Linked DNA regions of Mus musculus: region 2 is linked to region 1. Evidence: chromatin contacts called from ENCODE Hi-C or POLR2A ChIA-PET data. All regions are on one chromosome and are shown on one strand. Each heading gives the region's core, a stretch centred on a gene start or an enhancer-like site at or near the end of the contact. The rest is flanking DNA. Distances are from core to core; before and after follow the strand shown.

Region 1 (7,231 bases), core at 2,354-4,853:
CCTGCTTCCTAGTTTCACCTGGATCAGTGGGATCAAGCAGGGCACAGCTAGCCTGGAGACTCCTTCCAGCCCCTGGAGGGATCCAAATATCCAGTAGGAAAGCTGGATGAATCACCTACGTCTCCCTCTGTCACAATCATTTATTCTGCCAGGCAGTGGTGGCGCATGCTTTTAATCCCAGTACTTGGGAGGCAGAGGCAGGCAGATTTCTGAGTTCGAGGCCAGCCTGGTCTACAGAGTGAGTTCCAGGACAGCCAGGACTGCACAGAGAAACCCTGTCTCCAAAAACCAAAAACCAAAACCAACCAACCAAACAACCAAAATTTATACTCAGCAGACTCCCAAGTAGTGAGGGCGCTGAAGAGTTGCTGTCTTGGCAAAAACCTAAATTAAATGAAGACTCATTTCCTATAGTGGTGAAATTCCCATGTACACCACCAGAGGGCGCGCTTAGCATGTTTACTAGAAACCTTTCTCTAACCTCCACTTCTTGGCTCTCTCCAACCTTTCCCAGGCCCCTGGGTCCTTGCTGGCAAAGTAGAGGCCCAAGAAGGGGGAATTGCTCATGTTTGGGCAGAGCCAATGTTTGAATTCCAGGTCAGGGTTTTCATTTTACATATAGACAGGGTTTCAAATAACCCCGGTTGTTCTCAAACTGAGGGTGACCTTGAACTTCCCCCTGCCTCCACCTTGCAAGTGTGAGATTTCTGGAATGTGCCACCAGTGCACATGCTGGGAATTGGACTCGGGCTTCGTGCATTCTAGGCAAGCATTGTCCCAGCTGAGTCACCTTGCCAGTCCTAAGTTTTCTTTTTCCCACAGCTCTCTGCAATTAAGGATAAGAAGCTTGAGTTTCGGGTCAGATCTTGCAGAATGAGTTATATATAGGCTGTGCTGACTTCCAGTCCCTAGACCTTACTGAAGGCCTGACTCCCAGGAAATTGTAGGATTGGGTGTGCTGGGCTTTGTTATTTGCCATGAGCCCGAACCCCTCCAGTCCTGCATCTCTAGGAGAATTGGAAGGTGATGTATCCAGGGTATGTGTGTGTGATAGAACGTTGTGGGATTAAGGTCATTTCTGCCTAAGCAGCTCTGGACATGAGAGGCCTGCCCTGGCTCACAGAATGCCCTCCCCAGTTGTGTACCAGCAAGCATAGCTTGGAAAGTCTCTAGGGCAGGGAGGACTTCGAGCCAGAATCTATATCCTGCCCCAGCTTCCAGCAAGGCATGCCTCTCCCTAACTCTCCACACACCTCAGAGGCCTCACACTCCTCCAGCCGTCTTCTGCTCTGTTTCATATATGTCCTATCTGTCTTGCGACAGGTGTTATGACAGTCCCCAGAGGCCATTAGAAAAAGAATGTAAAATATGTGCCCCCTCCTGCTACCCCAATCCACTGCTCCGCCCTGCACTTAGCACTAAATATAGCTGAGGTCCAGGCCTCGGCAGACATCATAGCACTCAGAAAGAGGTTCCAACTCAGCCAGGGAGACCTGGTGTGCCCATGCCCTTTCCATACTTTGGGCTTCTGGAAGACACTGACTTCTGCTTCCTGTGAAGTACCAAGGTATTTGCCCTGTAGGCCAACCTGCAGATACCAATTGCCCAAAGGCATCCGAGGATGTGCGGCAAAGCAGGGACGCTGGTGACAAGGGACAGAGCATATTCCTGACCTCTTGTCCTCCTGACCTCCTACCTCAGAAGGAGGAGAAGGGAGAGTTTTTGCCCCACTCCCTCTCTGGCCTCTCCACTGAGGATATGAGGAAGCAAGATCTGATATCCCCTTATGGAGCCCCAAGCAAAACCTCAGGGTGGTCCCTCTTGTCTCTGAGCTCTGTGTAGGAGACCACACACAAACCCATGCCTGTCCCCACTTCTGCTCTATCTAGTCACCATGAGAGTGGCCTGGGAAGATTTCCTATACAGACTGCCAGCTGTCCCCAGCTCAGACTCCCAGGGATCCCCAGAATCCTTGCTAGGGTCACAGAGGCCAAAGAATCTAATGGCCTGTTGTTAGGGGATACAGAAACCCAGCAAGGGGACAGGGGCTGCCCATGGAGGCTCAGCTGAGGTCTCAGAAAAGGCTGCGGCAGGCTTTCAGGCTTCCCGGCTCCACTCTCATCTGGCCTGAGACTTCTGAGGGCAGGTTTGGGGGGGCAGGTTTAGGGTATAGTAATTTCAAAAACTGTCCATGAGCAGGTCCCCTATGCCGAGACAGTCACTCAGCACTGCCAGCAAGTCAGGACCACCCACCTCCACCTCGGACCCTCTTAGGCACCAGCCTGCTCTAGATGCCTACCATTGGGCACATTCAGATCTGATCTCTCCATCCTGAGTCACCCCAGGCTTAGCTGGAGGATGTCCCCATGGGACAAAGTCATTCTACCAAAGCTGCCTCAGGAGGGAAGTTACTCACAGGCTAGCCTGGGCACAACATTGCTTGCTGGGGCCGGTTATGCTAAGACCGTGACCAGCAATAGCTGGGGACTGGGCTTGCCCTGGGCCATGGTTTGGCTCTGGCTGTCCTGGGTCTCTGGCCTTCAGCATTTTTATCTCTTTTTCAGACAGAGTCTCACCCAGTTCAGGTTGGCCTCGGACTTAGCGAGTAGTTGAGGATGACCTTGGACCTCAGACCCTCCTGACACAGATTACAAACATGCAGCATCTTTTCTGGTTTTATTTGGTGGACCCAGGGCTTTGTGCATGCTATGCAAGCACATAACCAGCTGAGCTATGTCCCGGGCTCATAGCTGCATCTGAAAAATCAAAACTTCTGCTTGGCGGTGATGGCGTACACCTTTAATCCCAGCACTCTGGAGGCAGAGGCAGGTGGATCTCTGAGTTCGAGGCCAGCCTGGTCTACGAATCGAGTTCCAGGACAGCCAGGGCTACACTGAGAAATCCTGTCTCAAACAAAACAGAAAACAATCAGAACTCCAGGCCAGAATGATGGGCCAGTGGTACAGGTACGTCCTGTTATTTCTGAGGACCTGTTATTTCCAGTCCTGTTTTTATCATGTGTCATACACATGGTCAAAGAGAAACAATGTACTCTGACCCCTACACTTTCACCACGACACATGGACCCACTCACATGCACACAAAATAAACAAAACTGTAATTTAAAAATTAAAAACAACACAAAGCTCCCGGCTACCAAGTGAAACTACCTCTCGATGATACTAGATCAGAATGAATCTGTTTCTTGGGCCCGCCTGAGGTAGCCACAGCAACTTCTGACCACATACAAACACTTGCTACCTTCTAGAGATAAGTCCTGGTGGCTTTCCTCGCTGAGGGCCTGTACACCTGTACCACATCCTCTCCACACCTTCCCCGCTACCGCTAGACTCCCTCCTGACACCCACGCTGCAAGGTCCAGAGGGCCACGGAGTAGAGCGGTAGCCTAGCCTATAACACAAGAGGGGAGGGTACTCACCAAGGGTCTGGCTGGTGTCTGGGTGCTTTTGGGTGTCTAGCCTTGGGGTCTGTCGCTCTGCCGGGATTCTTTGTTGTCAGTTCTGTTCTGTTCCTGGGTCCCCTGCCTCTCTCTACCTTGGCTCTAGGTCTCCGTTCTCTGCCAACCAGGCAGCTGCCTTTATCTGGCCGGCTAGGGGTGGGTGAGGGTGGGGGCGGGGGAGAGGCTATGTTCGGAGTATTAAGTGGTCCGGTTATTTTTAGGGCTCGTGGAAGTCACTTTTCCATCCTGGGGAATCAGTTACAATTCCTCTGGGCTAGGGAGGGCTAGGGTGGAGGAGGAGTCCCATTCAACCCAAGTCTGCCCGGAGGACTGGGGTGGGTGACTCAGTCCTGGATGGAGACATCTAGGTTATTTTGAGGAGATGAATAGGGGGACACTTGACGTGTGGGTGACCCTGTCCTCTCATCCCGCAGGCCCTCTCTCTCTATGCTGAGCTATTGTTACCACACATGGTCCACCGAGCCCAAAGCCCAGCATCTCCCTGAGTGCAGGACCAGGCTTCTCACTACCAGAGTCACCTTCATGTAAAAGGCTCAACCTCTGTTTCTCTCCGTGCAAAAACAAAGCTGGCCTTGTCTCCCGTCTATTCTTACCCTAGCTCCACAGTCCAGGTCTTTGAAGCTATGAGGGAAGTAAACTTGGGGGTGAGCGAGATTTCTGAAGGAACAGGCCCTTAATTTATCAAAAGATCTGAAGGCTGAATGCATGGTGTCCCAGCCCAGTGATCTGGGTCCATGGCTCCTTCTAGACTCTTCCCTCTGACTCACGGCCCAGACTCTCTGGGAATGGCTGGGAGGACCTACACATGGTAACTGACTGTGGAGTTATTTCTGACCCTGGAGTCATCATCTTCGTGGTCACAGATGGAGTGACAGACTGTGCACCTGTCTCTTCCTCAGTCACACGGAGCCCCGGGGGACCTGGCAGGCTTCGTCACTTACTTGGCGCTAAGGCTGGTGTGGAGAGATGCCACAGAAAATACGGAAGTGGCTTTTGTCCCAGGTGGGTGTAGCAGGAATGGCACCGCCTTTATGTAAACCCTGCGGGCCGCAGAGCCACAAAAGCATCTCCTGCAGGAGGACCTAATTGAGGACTGCCTGAGAGATAGTTGTCTGCTGGTGCAGACAATGCCAGCCAATCAGGTTCTGCTGTTTAGGAGAGACGCTTTCTTGGTACCAATGGGGCATGGGTGGAGGGTATTAAAGGAGCTTAGAGCAGCATAGAGAGAGCTTGCTGCAGCCTTTCTCACCTGTTCTGGAGTCTGTCATTGACTCTGCACCACCTCACCTCCAACCCCCAAGGGCGGGTAGGGTCAGACATCGAGTAGCCCAGGGCACAGGCAACAGGTGGGAAACCAGGCTCCTCCCTGGGTGTGAGTGTCCGGTCTTCCTTCTGAATTACATGTGCCTTCAGATGCCAGGGGTGATGACAGGTGCGTTGTGAACCTTGTCCATGGTGTCAATACCATCCTGCTGTCAGCTTGGGCCTGGGAGGTGCATCTTGGATGCCCTACCCCCCTGTCCTCATCCTCTGCTCCAGAATCCTGGTTGTCCCTGGCAGGGACAGAAGTGGCAGAGCCTCCCTCTCACAGGGTGTCCCAGAGGAAGCAGGAACATCTACAACCAGCAGCGAAGGCCTCCCTGGGTGACTTTGAGCACTGAATGAATTATCACATGAAAATGGCTGTGGAGAGTGCTGACCATGTAGTGTGTGTTATTAAACTGCCCACTCTTTATAAGAAAAACATAGCGTGGGGTGGGGTGATGGCTCAGCTGCTGAAGGCACTGGCCACCAAGGCTGATGACCTGAGTTCAATCCCCAGGGACCCACCTGGTGGACAGAGAGAACCAACCTCTGCCGTTGTCCTGTGGTCTTCAAACAGAAAACTGTTTCTGAAAAAAGATCTAATTAAGTGGGGTATGGTGGTGCACACCTCTACTCCCAGCACATGGGAGGCAGAGACAGTGGTTCTCTGTGAGTTTGAATCCAGTCTGATCTACAGGCCAGCCAGGGCTGCGTAGTGAGATCCCGTCGCCCCCCCCCCCCTTCCCCCAAAAGCAATCAGAGTGGGAAAACACACAGGCAGGCTGGCTTTCCCAGTGTCAAGTGTGCTAGCTCCTGTGAGAAATCCCAGGCTTCCATCTTCATTATAGGGATGAAGGGCTCTCCCCACACACCTCTCTGGAAACAAGCTGTCAGATACATTTAAGTTACTATCCAGCAATCCCAACATTCAGATGGATCTAAGAGGGTTGTTGCGAGGCTCTGTTTTGTTCTTTTTGGTGTCACATGTGCCCCACCCCCTCCACCCCTGGAGTATCTTTATAGCCCTGGCTGTCCTGGAACTCATTCTGTAGACCAAGCTGGCCTCAAACTCAGACCTCTGCCAGCCTCTGCCTTCTGAGTGCTAGGATTAAAGGCGTGTGCCACCACTATCTCCTAGCTGGCTCATGAGTCTGATGCTCCGGCGCCCCATCTCTGGCAGCCAGCCCCTCTTCTAGGCAGGGTCTGTTCATAACAGAATTGAGCAGAAGGGGTTTCCCAGCTTGCCTCCACTATACAGAGGAAGTCCTTGGAGAGTAGGCCCAGTGGATTAAGGCCCCTGATCAGGAGACATACTGCCTCCCTTTGAATGCTACCTGTGACACCTGCCAGCTGTGTGACTTTGTAGGACTCTCTCTCTCTTTCTTATTTTTAAATTACTTATTTTATGTATCTATGAGTACATTGTAGCTGTCTTCAGACACACCAGAAGAGGGGATTGGATGTCGTTACAGATGGTGGTGAGCCACCATGTGGTTGCTGGGAATTGAACTCAGGACCTCTGGAAGTGCAGTCAGTGCTCTTAAATGCTGAGCCATCTCTCCAGCCCTCTTTCTTTTTTCTTCCTTTCTTCCTTCTTTTTAAGTTTTAAGGATCACATTTATTTATTTATTTTTATTGTGTGGTGGCCACGGCTTGTGACACGGGACCTCCGTGGAGGTCAGAAGAAAGCACCATGAAGTTGGTTGTCTCCTTCCACCTGGGAGTGTGGTCAGGCTTGGCTGCGAACACCTTCAGCTGCTGAGCCACCTCACCGGTCCCCACGGTGTTTTTATACCTAGGGTATTCTGTTGGATGGATGGAGAGACTTGGACGACTGTTCTGGCTTGCCTTCTGTTGCTGTGATAAACACCACAGCCTATCACTGAGGGAACTGGGCAGGAACTCAGGCAGGGCTGGTAAGCTAGTTCCCTGGCCCAGGCCCACTTGTCTTGCTTGGGATGGCGCTACCCACAGTGGGCTAGAGCTCCCCTACACTAATTAGCTATCAAAAATGTCCCATGGATATGCCCATGGATCAATCTGATTGTGACCTGAAATTTGTGATCCTCCTTCTTCAAACTCTTGAATGCTAGACACTTACCAACACAGTTGGGTAACTCAGTGCTGGGAATGGAACTCGGAGATTTGTCCGTGGCAGGCATGTACTGTACCAACTGAGCTGTGCTCCAGCTCTTCTAGGGGGGTAGAAGAAAGAGCCAACACGTCAGTCCAGCACCCAATGGGTCCAGGAGATCGAAAGGCAGGCAGAAACTGAACATGGGTGTACAGGGTTGCCTTTGTATCTGACAAGAATTAGACACGGCCAGCTGCAGGAACATGCTTGCAATCATGCATATGCGGTGAACTGGTCTCAAAGCAGCAACAAAGCATTCCTGGTGATGAGCCACAGGGCGGTACAGTGAGGCACCATGAACTCGCTTCATT
Region 2 (7,231 bases), core at 2,946-5,445, 100 kb after region 1:
GCAGCGCCGTGTCTGGTGCCGGTGTCATTGCTGCTTTGCTTCTGAAGCTTTCTCCCTTGTGTCCATCACAGAACCATGGGCTGCGTGGCTTCTTTCATGGCAGTGTTCCCCGAGCCCTCCGAAGAACGCTGATGGCTGCCATGGCGTGGACCGTCTATGAAGAGATGATGGCCAGGATGGGCCTGAAGTCCTGACGAGAGAGAGCTGGTTCCTGCCATGAGCTGCTGCAGCTCACTCCCGGAGTCAGGTGAAGACTGCGCTGTCTGAAGAGCCAGGCACAAGTGCCGTCACCTTTTTTCCAGAATTCAGAGAGAGTGGCTGGGTGGCTGGAGCCATAGGCATGGAGTTGCCAGTACCTACCGCTCTGTGCACACTTCCCGTCAGTGCCGCGGGGCTGGATCGAGCTTGGCTGCCCACAAGGCTACTTGAGAGGAGGCCTCTGCAAGGTCGCTGCTTCAGCCACCTGCCTACTCTACAGGGCGCCTTAGAATATTGGTAATGAAGGAATCCCCCAGTAGAGAAGGTGTGGGCCTCCTGCCATGTCTGAGGGCAAGAGGCTCAAGTTAGGGAAGACTGGACCTAAGAGAGCTGAGGTGGGCCAGTGAGATGCCTCAGCAAGGAAAGGTGCTTAACAGAGGCCTGCGTTGGCTCCCAGGACCCATATGGTGGAGGAGAGAATTGCTGCAAGTTGTCCTGATTTCCTCACATGCACCCAGACCCAATAAACAAATAAATGTATTACTTTTTAAAATAAAGACATCACCAGGGTGGAGACTGTCTGTGACAGAACCAAAACAGAACAAAAAACCAAGATAGGCATTAGTTTTGTTCCTAGGCTGCCTCCTGTAGGCCCCGAGAACGAATGGGACAGTCTTTCCCAGGCTTCATCTCTGCTGTTCTCACACTTTCCATAATTAAAGTTCAAACAAACACAGTAGAGCACTCTGATTGACAGCAGTCTGAAAAACAGAAACTATAGCAGAGGGGGCTGGAGAGATGGCTCAGCGGTTAAGAGCCCTGGCTGCTCTTCCAGAAGTCCTGAGTCCAATTCCCACCAACCACATAGTGGCTCACAACCATCTGTAATGAGATCCAATGCCCTCTTCTGGTGTGTCTGAAGACAGCAAGGGTGTATCACATGCATAAAATAAATAGGACAGAGACGGAGTTTGGAGCTGAGATGAAAGGATGGACCATGTAGAGACTGCCATAGCCAGGGATCCACCCCATAATCAGCATCCAAACGCTGACACCATTGCATACACTAGCAAGATTTTATTGAAAGGACGCAGATGTAGCTGTCTCTTGTGAGACTATGCCGGGGCCCAGCAAACACAGAAGTGGATGCTCACAGTCAGCTAATGGATGGATCATAGGGCTCCCAATGGAGGAGCTAGAGAAAGTAGCCAAGGAGCTAAAGGGATCTGCAACCCTATAGGTGGAACAACATTATGAGCTAACCAGTACCCCGGAGCTCTTGACTCTAGCTGCATATATATCAAAAGATGGCCTAGTCGGCCATCACTGGAAAGAGAGGCCCATTGGACTTGCAAACTTTATATGCCCCAGTACAGGGGAATTCCAGGGCCAAAAAGGGGGAGTGGGTGGGCAGGGGAGTGGGGGTGGGTGGATATGGGGGACTTTTGGTATAGCATTGGAAATGTAAATGAGTTAAATACCTAATAAAAAATGGAAAAAAAAAAAATAAATAGGAACAGACCATTAATCCCAGCACTTGAGAGATAGGCAGGTAGGACTCAAGAGTTACAGGTCAGCCAGGGAGGGCTACCCGATCAAGCCCTGGATTTATTTATACATATAAAAAAGTTCTGGTTGGTAAGCCTTACTAGTATGTCTTACTCCCTGAGACTAGCAAAGCAGCTCTAAGGTGACTTAAGTTTTCACCTGCCAAGTAAGTCCTTTTTTTTTTTTTTGGGAAAACTTAACTTTTAAAAACAGCTTTGGAAACTGAGCATGGTGGCACACGCCTTTAATCCCAGCACCCAGCAGGCAGAGGTAGGAAGATCTCTGAGTTCAAGGCTAGCCTGTTAGACAGAGCAAGTTCTAGGACAGCTAGGGCTACACAGAGAAAACCATGTCTCAAAAACTGAAGGAAAAACAAAAGTGCCTTGAGATTATGAATTCAAAGAGGCTTCCTACTTGCTTGAAGCCCACTGCTTGGTGGTTTGGGGCTGGATGTTCGGCTGAGTGTCATGCTAATTCATGCAAGGTTCTGGTGGGTTCATTTGCATTAGCAATAGAGCAAACAGGAACACCGGTCCTCAGGCTTGGCATTCCCTCACTGGGAGTCAGAGGCAGAAGAGCTGGAAGCTCAGTCATCCTCCACTTGTGAGACCCTGTTTAAAAGTGCAGCCATGACCCTATAAACTAGTTTTAGAACATTTCCACCCCCGACCTCCAGTAAGCTCTTATACCTACTTATAATCTTCATTCCCAGACCTACCACTCACTTTCTATTGTCATTTTTTTCTAATTAAATAATAAATGCTTTTATTTCTCCAATAACTTTTAAAATGTGAACATTCTGTCATTTAACCAGTTTTTACTTGCAAGTAACTTCATTGGGCCTTAGTTCCCTTTGAAATAGCATGCTCTTATTCCTGAAGGCAGTTAGCTTTTTTTTGTTGTTTTGGTTTTTTTTCGAGACAGGGTTTCTATGTGTAGTCCTGGGTGTCCTGGAATTCACTCTGTAAACCAGGCTGGCCTCGAACTCAGAAATCTGCCTGCTCCTGCCTCCTAAGTGCTAGGATTAAAGGCGTGCAATACCACGGCCCAGCAGCAGTTAGCTTTTCACCATCCTTTCTGTCTAGATAATACCCAAAGACAAATCCTACAGGGACAAGTATATGAACCCAGTGCTCACTTCTAAGCTGAAATAAGGTCATCTTGACTGCTTCAGCCTGGTACCAAGCGTGACCAAGGACAGCCGCAGGGAGCTAGGCCACTCTATTTTTTCTTTTTTTTAAAGACAGGGTTTCTCTGTGTAGCTTTGGCTGTCCTGGAACTCATTTTTGTAGATTAGACTAGCTTTCAACTCGTAGAGATCTGCTTGCCTCTGTCTCCTGAGTGCTGGCTAGGATTACAGGCATAGGCCACCACTACCTGACCTGAACATACCACTTAATAGATTTTAGAATATTCTGTTTTACTTAACAAGATATCTTGATACACATTCACGATGTGGCAAGTTAAATGCTTTGTTCTTTTTAGTTTTACCGTTTTATATTTATTTTTGAGACAGAGTATGACTATAGCTTCAAATTCATGGTCCTCTTGCCCCAGCAAGAACTGAAGAAACCCAGAGCCTTTCGATGTTAGTACTCTACCACGGAGCTGCACCCACACTCCTCTGGGTTTTTGATCTATTATTTTTGTTGTATGCATATATGGTTATCCTTCAGTATCTGTGGGATTTGTTCCAGAACCACCTATGGATGCCAAACCCATAGATGCTCAAGTCCCTAATATAAAATGGTCTGAGCTGGGCGTGGTGGCACACGCCTTTATTTAGCCCCGGCACTCCGGAGGCAGAGGCGGGCGGATTTCTGAGTTCGAGGCCAGCCTGGTCAATAAAGTGAGTTCCGGGACAGCCAGGGCTGTACAGAGAAACCCTGTCTCGAAAAACAAAACAAAACAAAAATAGTCTGGTATTTTCTAATAACCACAACCCTCCCACAGACTCCAAGTCATCTCTAGATTACTTGAGACATGGAATACAGTAATAAACGCTTTGTAAATAGATGACGCATCCAAATTTCTCCCTGCTCCCTTCAACACTTTTGTAATATCTTACTGGGTAACTACTATTTTGTAGTTCTCAAATGTAGGAAGGAGCCAGTACCAGAGGGGCAGGCGGGTGTGTGCTCCTGGAGTTAATCCTGACATAGGTGGCCCAGCTTGAAGCCTATTCGTCACTCAGCGGACCAAAAGCTACGGACTTTCCACGCTCGCTCCCCCCCCCCCACTCCCCCCCCTCGCCCCAGCTACTTCCGGCCTGGGGTCTGTGCAGCGACTGCAGCCGCGCAGGCGCGGGCCACTTTAACTTCCGCTCCGCGCGCGCTACAGCGGGCCCACTCACTGAATCTGCGCGTGCGCCAGAGGCTTTTTCCGGAGCGGAAGTTCTCCCTTTTTGCTTAGCCTGCTTTGCCATTGGCTGGCTGTGGGTTATTTAAGGACGTCATTTCCGGCCGCCCGTCCTTTCGCGCTACCCGGGGACGGGTCCATACGGCGTTGTTCTTGGTGAGTCTCACGTGGAGCCCTCGGCGTCTCCGGACGCCGCGGGACGCGCGCTTACTAGCTTCCCGCGCCATGGGTGGGCGCGGAGGGCGCCGAGGCTGCGTGTGCCGGGGCGGCTTGGCTCCTGGCGGCAGCGCCACGTGCTGGCCCGCAGTTAGGTGGGGCGGGCGCCACTGCGGGGCCCTTCTGCGGTTCGCGCCACGCTCGAGGGCCCTGTCGGCAAGATGCTGGGAAAAGTGCTTGTGAGGCGCATGGAGATGGGACGGGAACTGCCGGCCAGTCTCGAAATACAACTCCCGAAGCACCCCGATCATGGCCGCCTTTGCGCAACTCTCGGTGCAAAGAAGCAGCTATACTTAAGTAGCTATCCTGTAGTCAGTGTGCCTGCGGAGGCGCTAACTTCAACTGTCCAGTTTTTCTATATGTGCTCTGCTGACAAAGTCACTTTCCTTAGTGACTAGGTGGCCAGAAAAATCGAAAGGCAAGGAGGAATAAGAACACAACCCATTTCAGCTCAGATGATGTGCTGCGCCTAGTGGCATACGCCTTTAGTCCCCCTCTCAGGAGGCAGGGCAATCTTGTGAGTTCTAGTGTCAGAAGAAAAAAGATGAATTTTATTCCTTTTTTAGATTCCCATCGTAACTTAAAGGGAAACTTACACAATGTCCGGAGCCCTTGACGTCCTGCAGATGAAGGAGGAGGATGTCCTCAAATTCCTTGCTGCGGGAACCCACTTAGGTGGCACCAACCTTGACTTTCAGATGGAGCAGTACATCTACAAAAGGAAAAGTGACGGTCAGTTGCCACCTGTGATAGTCAGTTCCTGACTATGGTGCTCTAATGGGTATAGTGCCTGGTAACTGAATGGTTGGTGTTGGAGTGCTACTCTGGCTTGTGATGTAACTAAGAGGATGTGTGGGAAGGGGCCAGAGGTCATGGAGGACTGACTGACCCTGCACACTATTAAAGCTCAGAGTGGAGGCCAGTCTTGGCCAGTGAACTTCTGAGTGTCGGAAGTGTGCTACATTGAATTTATGGCAGGATTTTCGCTAACACCAGTAGAGCTTGCCTCTATGACTGGAGTTTGGTAGTGGTCACTGCCACATGCGTATGCCTTACCTTCCCACAGTGTCCATTCACAAGGCTATGAGGCTAGCAAGCCTGTCTGGGACACCCACTTTAAACTACTTGTTGCTGGGTGTGGTGGTTTCACACCCTTTAATCCTAGTGTTTAGGAGGCAGTCAGGAGTCTGATCAGCCAGGTCTGCAGAGTGACTGCCAGACTTCCTGCCTTGGGAAGCTCCTCAGAGAGTTCCGTTTGCTGGCCTAGGTATCTACATCATAAACCTGAAGAGGACCTGGGAGAAGCTGTTGCTCGCAGCTCGAGCTATTGTTGCCATCGAGAATCCTGCTGACGTCAGCGTCATCTCCTCCAGGAACACTGGCCAGGTTTGTGGCATGCATGTGCTTTTGTTTGGGGGTCAGTAATCGATAGAGTACATTGGGCATACAAAGCAAAGTATCCAACGTGGACAACCCAGGAGGTCACTCTCCCTGGGCTCTGTCCTAGTGGCATAGGGGAGCATAGGCCTTGCCCAGTGACGTACAGTCCCTTTCCACGGCGTTGGAGATGAAGCTGGGCTTTGTGCCCGCGCCTGCATATTCCTACGACTTCTCAGAGTCCTGTGGACAGTGACTGAGGAGGCAAACCATGCAGGAAACAGTGCTGACTCGGTGGCAAACAGAGCTTTGTGTTAGAGGAAATTGGTGCTGACTTAAGGGAAAGGCAACGTCAGACACAAACAAAATAGCCAAGTTAAGTCTTTGTTAACATGTATATCAGTTGATAAAACAATGAGATATGAACTGTTGAGATAGTTTTGGTACGTGGTGGCTTAAAACCATCCATAGTTCTGTTCAAGGAGATCCAATACCAAACCACCATGTGTGGGGGTGATATACTTTTGTACATTGCAGGATAACCACTCCTAAATTAACTAAAGAACTATCCACAAACAGAGGAGGGGGGGTGATGAGCTTGCTCTGTGTTCGGATAAATTTGTCAGGTGTTTGCTGAGTACCTGTAACTGTCCTTTGGGGGGCTTGGGCATGTGAGAAACTTGAGTCAGGTGCCTCACACTAAGGCATCATGCAGGTGTTACAGTTAGCCTAAGAATGTGCTTCAGCACAGTACTTTGATGCTTTGGTGTTTGATAGGTGACTAGAAGTGGGTATCAGCAGTTTCCTCGTGAAGCATGCATGATAATGCTGACTCAATCTCCCTTCAAAGCGAGCTGTGCTGAAGTTTGCTGCTGCCACAGGAGCCACTCCGATCGCTGGCCGCTTCACACCTGGGACCTTCACTAACCAGATCCAAGCAGCCTTCAGGGAGCCACGGCTTCTAGTGGTGACCGATCCCAGGGCTGACCATCAGCCACTCACAGAGGCCTCTTATGTCAACCTGCCCACCATTGCTCTGTGTAACACAGATTCTCCCCTGCGCTATGTGGACATTGCCATCCCATGCAACAACAAGGTACTTGGTCTTGCAGAGCTGACAGAGGCACTGGGGAAGCCTTCACCGTCCCCTGCACATTGTTAGAGCTTGGAGTTGAGGTCACACGCTGGTCGATGAACTCACAAGTGTAGGTAGTGTGCTAAAAGAGTGGCAAGGTTTTCGCTAACACCCCACTCTGGTCCAGTGAGTGGGGTTTGATAGTAACCTTTGCTACAAAATTGATGCATGAACTGAGCCTGTGTGTTCTCATAAGTGAATGTTAAGAGATTTGTTAGTGTTTGGGGGAAGGGGGTCATTTTGTGTGTGCCCAGTGTATTCCTGTACCTCGGGCAATGAGCTGCCATTTGGGTGTGTGGAATCTAAGACTTGGGCTGGTGACATGAGTCGGGCTGGCTTGTGTTTAATAACTATCCTCCTTACAGGGAGCTCACTCAGTGGGTCTGATGTGGTGGATGC

The links. Hi-C counts contacts between places; a loop is a spot of excess contacts on that map. ChIA-PET counts read pairs that join two places held with the same protein, here RNA polymerase II (POLR2A).
Region 2: a map of T-helper 2 cell shows a loop between it and region 1 (2.4-fold over the local background). The contact joins the promoter of Rpsa here to the promoter of Xirp1 in region 1. A Hi-C loop is called at or near these places in 1 of 37 maps with a recorded cell type or tissue (T-helper 2 cell). POLR2A ChIA-PET finds 5 or more read pairs at or near these places in 3 of 5 experiments (Patski and embryonic stem cell).

What each region holds. Positions count from the first base shown.
Region 1 is chr9:120,019,995-120,027,225 of GRCm38, forward strand. Xirp1 (xin actin-binding repeat containing 1) reads right to left here and starts at 3,604. Exons shown (of 3, transcript NM_011724.3): 1 at 3,440-3,604.
Region 2 is chr9:120,123,571-120,130,801 of GRCm38, forward strand. Rpsa (ribosomal protein SA) reads left to right here and starts at 4,196. Exons shown (of 7, transcript NM_011029.4): 1 at 4,196-4,260; 2 at 4,887-5,052; 3 at 5,588-5,706; 4 at 6,548-6,793; 5 at 7,198-7,231. The coding sequence starts at 4,920. It overlaps LOC115485682 (a small nucleolar RNA gene), which reads left to right and starts at 5,210; the gene lies at 5,210-5,365. It overlaps Slc25a38 (solute carrier family 25, member 38), which reads left to right. Exons shown (of 7, transcript NM_144793.2): 7 at 72-934. The coding sequence ends at 194. Gm26448 (a small nucleolar RNA gene) reads left to right here and starts at 5,781; the gene lies at 5,781-5,983. It also overlaps Snora62.